Regions from separate parts of the Homo sapiens genome. Here region 1 is linked to region 2. A link is an interaction called in ENCODE POLR2A ChIA-PET data of the cell type or tissue named here. Cell type or tissue: Caco-2. All regions are shown on one strand.

The links. Peaks named below come from ENCODE experiments on the same cell type or tissue, not always from the same donor. Only the 100,000 strongest peaks of a DNase experiment are listed, where the experiment ranks them.
Region 1: POLR2A ChIA-PET joins it to region 2 with 5 read pairs; 5 of 35 experiments call an interaction of 5 or more read pairs at or near these places.

The regions. Positions count from the first base shown.
Region 1 is chr3:186,893,343-186,897,342 of GRCh38, forward strand. No RefSeq gene overlaps it. Among named protein-coding and RNA genes, the nearest start is that of ADIPOQ-AS1, 34 kb to the left of the region's middle. RefSeq lists enhancers at 1-421, 1,463-1,983, 3,546-4,000. In Caco-2, no CTCF peak of the experiment used is centred here; no DNase peak of the experiment used is centred here.
Region 2 is chr3:187,071,100-187,075,099 of GRCh38, forward strand. ST6GAL1 (ST6 beta-galactoside alpha-2,6-sialyltransferase 1) reads left to right here. Exons shown (of 8, transcript NM_173216.2): 6 at 1,750-1,848; 7 at 3,060-3,234. Among named protein-coding and RNA genes, the nearest start is that of RPL39L, 66 kb to the right of the region's middle. RefSeq lists an enhancer at 1,009-1,968. In Caco-2, no CTCF peak of the experiment used is centred here; a DNase peak (open chromatin) is centred at 1,646.

The sequences.
Region 1 (4,000 bases), 180 kb before region 2:
AACCTTACCCCCAACCCCGTGCTCTCTGAAACATGTGCTGTGTCAACTCAGAGTTAAATGGATTAAGGGCGGTGCAAGATGTGCTTTGTTAAACAGATGCTTGAAGGCAGCATGCTCCTTAAGAGTCATCACCACTCCCTAATCTCAAGTACCCAGGGACACAAAAACTGCCGAAGGCCGCAGGGACCTCTGCCTAGGAAAGCCAGGTATTGTCCAAGGTTTCTCCCCATGTGATAGTCTGAAATATGGCCTCGTGGGAAGGGAAAGACCTGACCATCCCCCAGCCTGACACCCGTAAAGGGTCTGTGCTGAGGAGGATTAGTATAAGAAGAAGGCATGCCTCTTGCAGTTGAGACAAGAGGAAGGCATCTGTCTCCTGCCTGTCCCTGGGCAATGGAATGTCTTGGTATAAAACCCGATTGTACGTTCTATCTACTGAGATAGGGAAAAACCGCCTTAGGGCTGGAGGTGGGACATGCGGGCAGCAATACTGCTTTGTAAAGCATTGAGATGTTTATGTGTATGCATATCTAAAGCACAGCACTTAATCCTTTACCTTGTCTATGATGCAAAGACCTTTGTTCACGTGTTTGTCTGCTAACCCTCTCCCCACTATTGTCTTGTGACCCTGACACATCCCCCTCTCGGAGAAACACCCACGAATGATCAATAAATACTAAGGGAACTCAGAGGCTGGCGGGATCCTCCATATGCTGAACGCTGGTTCCCTGGGCCCCCTTATTTCTTTCTCTATACTTTGTCTCTGTGTCTTTTTCTTTTCCAAGTCTCTCGTTCCACCTTACGAGAAACACCCACAGGTGTGGAGGGGCAACCCACCCCTTCAAGAAGAGAAATTTATTTCTCACAATTCTGGATGAAAGAAATTTGAGACTGAGTTGTCAGCAGGGTTGGTTGGTTTCTTCTGAGGTCTCTTTCCTTGGCATGTTGATGACTGTCTTCTCCCTGTATCTTCACATGGTATCTTCACATGGTCTTCCCTCTGTGTGTGTCTGTATCCTATAATGTCTTCTTCATTTTTTTTTTTTTTTTGAGGCAGAGTCTTGCTCTTGTCCCCCAGGCTGGAGTGCAATGGCTCAATCTTGGCTCACTGCAACCTCCTCCTCTCGGGTTCAAGCGATTCTTCTGCCTCAGCCTCCCAAGTAGCTGGGACCACAGGAGTGTGCCACCAAGCCCAGCTAAGTTTTGTATTTTCAGTAGAGATGGAGTTTCGCCCTGTTGGCCAGGCTGGTCTTTAACTCCTGGCCTCAAGTGATCCACCCGCCTTGGTATCGCAAAGTGCTGGGATTACAGGCGTGAACCCTGTCACCGGACCACAATTTATGCCTTTCTATTACACACTGAGGTCAGAAACTACCGTTTGGGAAGATCCTCTGTCCCTTCATCCTCGTCTGTCTCAGCCTCTAACTGCCTGCCTAGCCACCTTTCTAAAAATAAAAACTGCTTTCTCCTTTTCAGAGGAATTTAATGACTGGGGTGGCTAACTAAGAGCTGTGCTCATCTCAGATAAAGTTCATGGCAGAATCAGATTTTTTTTTTTGAGATGGAGTTTCACTCATTGCCCAGGCTGGAGTGCAATGGCACGATCTCAGCTCACCGCAACCTCCGCCTCCCAGGTTCAAGCGATTCTCCTGCCTCAGCCTCCGAAGTAGCTGGAATTACAGGCACCCGCTGCCGTGCCCGGGTAATTTTTGTATTTTTAGTAGTGATGGTGTTTCACCATGTTAGCCAGGCTGGTCTCGAACTCCTGACCTCAGGTGATCCGCCCATCTCAGCCTCCCAAAGTGCTGGGATTACAGGCGTGAGTTACCGCGCCCAACCTAGACACTTCTTCAAGAATCTGGTTCTAGGTCAGGTGTTGGGAGCAAGCCCCCCAAAATCTGGCCATAAACTGGCCCCAAAACTGGTCATAAATAAAACGCAACATGTCCATAATGGCCATAACACCCAAGCTGGAAGGTTGCAGGTTTACGGGAATGAGGGCAAGGAACACCTGGCCCACCCAGGGCGGAAAACTGCTTAAAGGCATTCTTAAGCCACAAACAAAAGCCTGAGTGATCTGTGTCTTAAGGGCGTGTTCCTGTTGCAATTAAGTAGGCCCAAGTCTTGAGGATTAGCATTCTTGATTTTACGTTATTTGATGCAGAAAGGGAGTCAGATACAATCTATAAGAGCAGGAAATCCCCAAGTATGTTTTAGCAGGGAAGGCATGACACAATTTCTTCAGAAGTAAACTTACCCTCCTAATTATGGATGCCTGGGATTACAATTACAGATAAATAGCATTTCCAAAGACTAAGGTTCTTCCTGCTTCCTTCTCCAAAGCCCTTCTGGCAAAGCTCCCTGAGCCGTAGGTGCTGCAGAGGTGGGTGAGGCAGGCTCGGGGAGCAGGCCTGACCAGAGGCCCAGAGGCGAGAGCAGGACAGAAGTAAGATGCCTTGTCTGTATTCCCCTAGAAGGGAGGGCTTGCCACCCAGCTGCAGGGACTCCAGGGCTCAGCTGCAGGGTCTCCAGGACTCAGTTGATTTGTGCTCTGCCTCAGCTGTAAAGTGGCCCCACACACAGTCATGCCCCCTCCTGGGGCAGCCTGCATCTGGTTGCCGAATGAAGTGGGGACCTAATCTTAGATGCTGACAAGCAATCCTCACTCCCCACCTCTACTAGGGGCTCCTGAGCATTTTGTCAGGCCCGCATCACAGTTCAACTTGTTCCTGGGCCTGATCCTGCTTCTTCCCTTTCCTTTCAGAGGTGCTGATCCTTAATAAGCATATTGTATCCCCAAACTCCTTTTTAATGTCTGCTGGAAAACCCACCCTGTGACAGTGGGTTAGGCGATAGAGAGTAGGCCCAGCTGCAGATATAGAAAGAAGAGGTCTCTCTGGCCAAGTCTAACCCACATCAGCTCTGGGGCCCCGTTTGAGGAAGAGATGTTCTAGCTGGTGGGCAAAGCACAGTGCTGTACACAGAAGGGCCGGTGGTGCTCAGCTCCAGGGGGCCTGTCAAAGGCAATGTGCATCTTAACTGTGATTCTGTTCTGTTCCCCATCATATCCCGATGTAGGCCCTTACCGTATTTCTCCTGAATCATTTTGTAGTCTTCTAATTCTTCTTGTCTTTCACCAGACTGATCTTTCTGAAACCCATATCTGATTATGTCATTCTCTTCCATAAAACCTTTCAAAGACTCCCCTTAAACCTCAGGATCAGGCCCAAATGACTTAACTTGAATTATCATTGCCTTGAGATCTGGCCTTGGTTTGCTGTAAGCTTATCTCTTGCAGCTCTGGACTCAGTCAGCCCCTTTCCCATTTCTCACCATTGCCACTTAATGGTCTGAGGGGGGCTTTTCCTGTTACTGCACGCACCAGAGCCAACAGCTGAAAACAGTAGGCAACAGTACTCTCCCTACTAAAGAGCGCTGCCAACTTAGGCACAACCACCTTCCTGGGGCTTTTTAAGAGTTAGCAGAGCAGCCCTGATGCCCTACCAACCACCACAAACACCCCCCACCACATCCCAAGTCTGGGGAGAATGGAGGCTGGTAGAGTGATGGAGATGGCAAAGGCAGACAGCAGAGTATCCTGAGGACATGGTCTGCCGCATTTCACACTGGAGGGCTGTGCTCTGGGCCAGGCCACTCAGCAGAGGGGCAGACTATTGGGTTGGGAGCAGTGGAGGCGGGAAGATAGCAGAGGTGTGCAATGCCTAACCTTGTTTTTTACTCTAGCTCGCTACTTTAAATTTTCCCTTTTTTTGTCTCCTTAATTCCCAGCCATGTTTCCCATATGAATAGACTCTCCCTGGCTGGGAAAGCCGGATAAACTCCATTTGACCTTTTGATTTACAAGACATTAAGTGCTCCATACCCAACCCCCTTCCTCAAGGAGTTAACCTGTGTAAGCAGATCCTCAGCATTTCATAGGAGCCCAGTTAACTGATAAGGTACTGGAACAAACCATGTATGAAGTTCCCAGGATTTTTCT
Region 2 (4,000 bases):
CAGATACTGCAGTGACATTGATTAGGTCTCAGCCTTGGCGATGTAGACTGAGGTGGAGAGGGATTATTGTCATGATTCTTGCTTTCGTTTCAGTCAGTTCTTGATTTGATTTCTGCCATTTATTCCTCTCAATTTTTACCTGGGCAACATCATCTCCCGCCTGCTTTTTAAGGTGAATGTTGACAGCTGATTTCATATATTAATTCTGGCTTTCTTAAGAGGGACATGGCTCCCTTCATTCTTAAGCCTTTGGGGCTACTTTTCTTTCTCATTCACTCATGATCTCCATTTGATCCGCAAGACAGCTCATATTTGAGAGAGCAGAGCAAATGTGTTATTCCCATTTCACCGATCAGAAAATGAGGGCCGGCCGGGCGCGGTGGCTCATGCCTGTAATCCCAGCACTTTGGGAGGCTGAGGTGGGCGGATCACGAGGTCAGGAGATCGAGACCATCCTGGCTAACAAGGTGAAACCCCGTCTCTACTAAAAATACAAAAAAACCCCCAAAAAATTAGCCGGGCGTGGTGGCGGGCGTCTGTAGTCCCAACTGCTTGGAGGCTGAGGCAGGAGAATGGCGTGAACCCGGGAGGCGGAGCCTGCAGTGAGCCGAGATCACGCCACTGCACTCCAGCCTGGGCGACACAGGCTGTGTCGCCTTTTTTTGAGACTCCGCCTCAAAAAAAAAAAAAAAAAAAGAAAAAGAAAATGAGGGCCTAGTAAGATTACTCTTATTTGCTCAAGATCATAGGAAAGTTAGTGGCAAAGCCAAGAGTTGATCCTGGATCCTTTTGTATCCAAGACCAGTATCTTTTGCAAATACTTTTCTTTATTTTGATAAATAATTAACATTTACATGCATTATTTTCCCCCAGAATTTGAATTTTTTCTTAGGATAGATTCCTAAACATGGAAGTATTGAGTCAAAGAGTATAAATGTGCTTTAAAAAAAATGCTCTTAATACATTTTGCAGAATTCTTCAAGCAAGGTTGTCACACTCATGTTTAAGGCAGGTATAACTACCCATGTGCAGGCCAGCCCAGGAGCCAGTGTGGTGGGGAGAGGCCATAACCAGCCATTGCTGGTTCCCTCAGCCAGCAGAGGCACACATGAGCTTCTCACCAGCCCGGTGAGGGTCTCCTGTTGGGAGGTGTGCATTTTTGCATGCACTCTGGCCTCTGCACACAAACTGAATATTTCATCTGGTGCTCAACCACAAGCACAGCCATCTGTTCCGTGTTGGAACAGATGTGTTGGACTGTGTTGGCTGTGTTGGACTGTGTTGGCTGTGTTGGACTTCGTGAGAGAGCCTATGTCAGTCTCCATCAGGATGTGTATGTAGTGTACTGGACTCTCTAGGTGATTGAAAGGATTCCAGAGATAATTTTGATTATATGAGTCCCTGACTTCAGACTCCACTCTTGTGACCACCACACAAGCTGTGACTCCAGGAGGCTGGGATGCCGTGCTATTTTCACTGTACCCTTGCCCCCGTAATCTCAAAGCCTGACTGGATGGAACCCTTTCTATTCTATGGCTAGTGGCTTGTGATAAATGTCCTTTCAGGTCAACACAGTGCAGGCTGGTATCTTTACCTTTCTTTCACCGAAGTTAAGTGCTGCACCAGAACTTAGAAGCCTCATGGGGCTCTGGGGCCTCAGGCTGTACCTTGTGCTATGTCAGCTATTACTTCATGTCAAACATTTGCATATGAATGTTCAAGCGACAGCTTATCTCTTTCTTCCTGCAGTTGGTTACCACAGAGAAGCGCTTCCTCAAAGACAGTTTGTACAATGAAGGAATCCTAATTGTATGGGACCCATCTGTATACCACTCAGATATCCCAAAGGTAAGTGGGTGTCCGTGGGAAATAGGGGTTGAGTTTCCTGTCTGTCTACAGATTTTCCTGATTTCCTAGGTTTTTAAAGTCATGGCTGACATTGGCTATTCCTAAAGGCTGGGTATTTGAGTTTTAGGGTACCCCATTTCATCTGGACTAGCAGATTCAGAAGTATTCCTGTCCTATACCAGCTACTCTCTTTGCCGTGCCAGCACTGCCAGGTATTGTCTCCCAGTTATAGTATTTACTGGGATAGTGGCTGGAGTTCCCAGCATCTGGGGTAGATTGTTCATTAATGCAATTATTCGTGATGAGCATCAGCAGAACTCGAGAGTAGTTGCCGTTACTCCTGTAAATAATATTAGCACACTTTTATTTCACACTTCCAATATCCAGAATTCTTCCCATTTCACTCTCATAACAATTTAAGGAGATAGATGGAAGTGTGGTTGTTCCCATTTTACAGATGGGGAAATTGAAATGTGGAGAATGAAAGTCCCCCATTCCAGGACTTGATTTACTAAGCAGAAGGCGCAGATCTGCAACAGCAGCTCTTTCCGGGGAAGGAGACATGAGTGGCAGGCCTGCTGGATTCTAACCTCTCTGGAATAGTCCTCTCACTGTTAATGCATGTCAGTTGACCTCTCCCTGATGCAGGCTGCTGTGGCCTCAGGAGCATGGCCTGAGAAGGGCAGAGAGCACTAATCTTGGGACACTTAACTCTTAAGTTGGATCTACCAATGCCTGACAGGCTCTGGCGACCCCTGGCACCCTCACTATCTGACTTTCAACAGTTTTGCACTGATCTCACTTAGAACTCAAATTTGCCTAGGTCAGGACAAGGACTCTGAACCCATAGATGTCCTATGCTCTAGTTTTCTCCCCTTTAAAAATGAGAGATGGGGCCAGATGGTACGTGGGGCTCTTTTCAGCTCTGAGAGTGTTCCCGGACTCTGATCCTGAAGCCTGAAGCTGATCTTGGGTCGCCAAGCTCAACTCTCCCCCAAAGCACAGGCTATAGGCTAGGCCCCACCCTGCTATCCAGTGAAACCTGCGGCTGGAAGAGAAACCTGTAGTCTGCTGCAAGAAAAGGGCTGTGCCTCAGGAGCAACACTTGTTGATCCTTTCCCCTCCCCATGTCCACTGATGAAGATGACTCCTGGGGGGAGCAGCTCACTGGCCCATTTCTCCCTTGAGAGGACCACTTCTTTCTTTTTCAGTGGTACCAGAATCCGGATTATAATTTCTTTAACAACTACAAGACTTATCGTAAGCTGCACCCCAATCAGCCCTTTTACATCCTCAAGCCCCAGATGCCTTGGGAGCTATGGGACATTCTTCAAGAAATCTCCCCAGAAGAGATTCAGCCAAACCCCCCATCCTCTGGGATGCTTGGTGAGTTCATGTCGGGGAAAAGACCTTGCATGTTTGTTTCTAGAAGAGATGAGCTTTTTTTCTGGGGTCTCATTCAGTCATTCGTTTGTTCATTTGTTCACTAAACAATTGCTAGGATTCTGCTCTGCTTGTAGACCATGCCAAGTTCTATCTAAAATACAGAGGGAAATCAGATAGAATCCTTTTTCCTGAGGGCATCTATTGGGGAGGTCAATCAGATGTCTGAGGCAATATTCAATTTGTGCCAGAAGGGAGAGACAACCTGGTGTCATAGGAGAGAGGACACCTTCTAGCTGGACAGTTGCTTATAGCCTCATGGAGGAAGTAGTGTTCGGTAGGCTTTGGAGAGGGGAGAATTTGGCAGAGGAAGATGGAGGGAAGGGAAGCTATGAACAGGGGAGGGAGGTGGGAAAATGAGGAGCGGGGCTGCACCTCAGACGAGGGGAGCAAGGCACTTTTCTCAGGTGTACAATTTAAGGGCGTACCCCTTAAAAACTCAGTCATCAAGATAAATAATATTTCACTACAGTATCTTCAGAAAACACAATTAATGTAAAAATTATGATGAGTGAAATATCAAGTATTTAAATAAAGATAGGATCAGTAACAGTGCTGTGCAGAGTTTATTGGAACAATGCTGGCCAGGGGCCCCCTTCTTGGATTTTCTCTACATCTCATCATTCAGACTGTGGAGTGCTCCTGTTCCAGCTGTCCCTTTGCCCAGCTAAGGGAAGAAAAGTCTTCCCTCCCCAACACTGTTTCATGC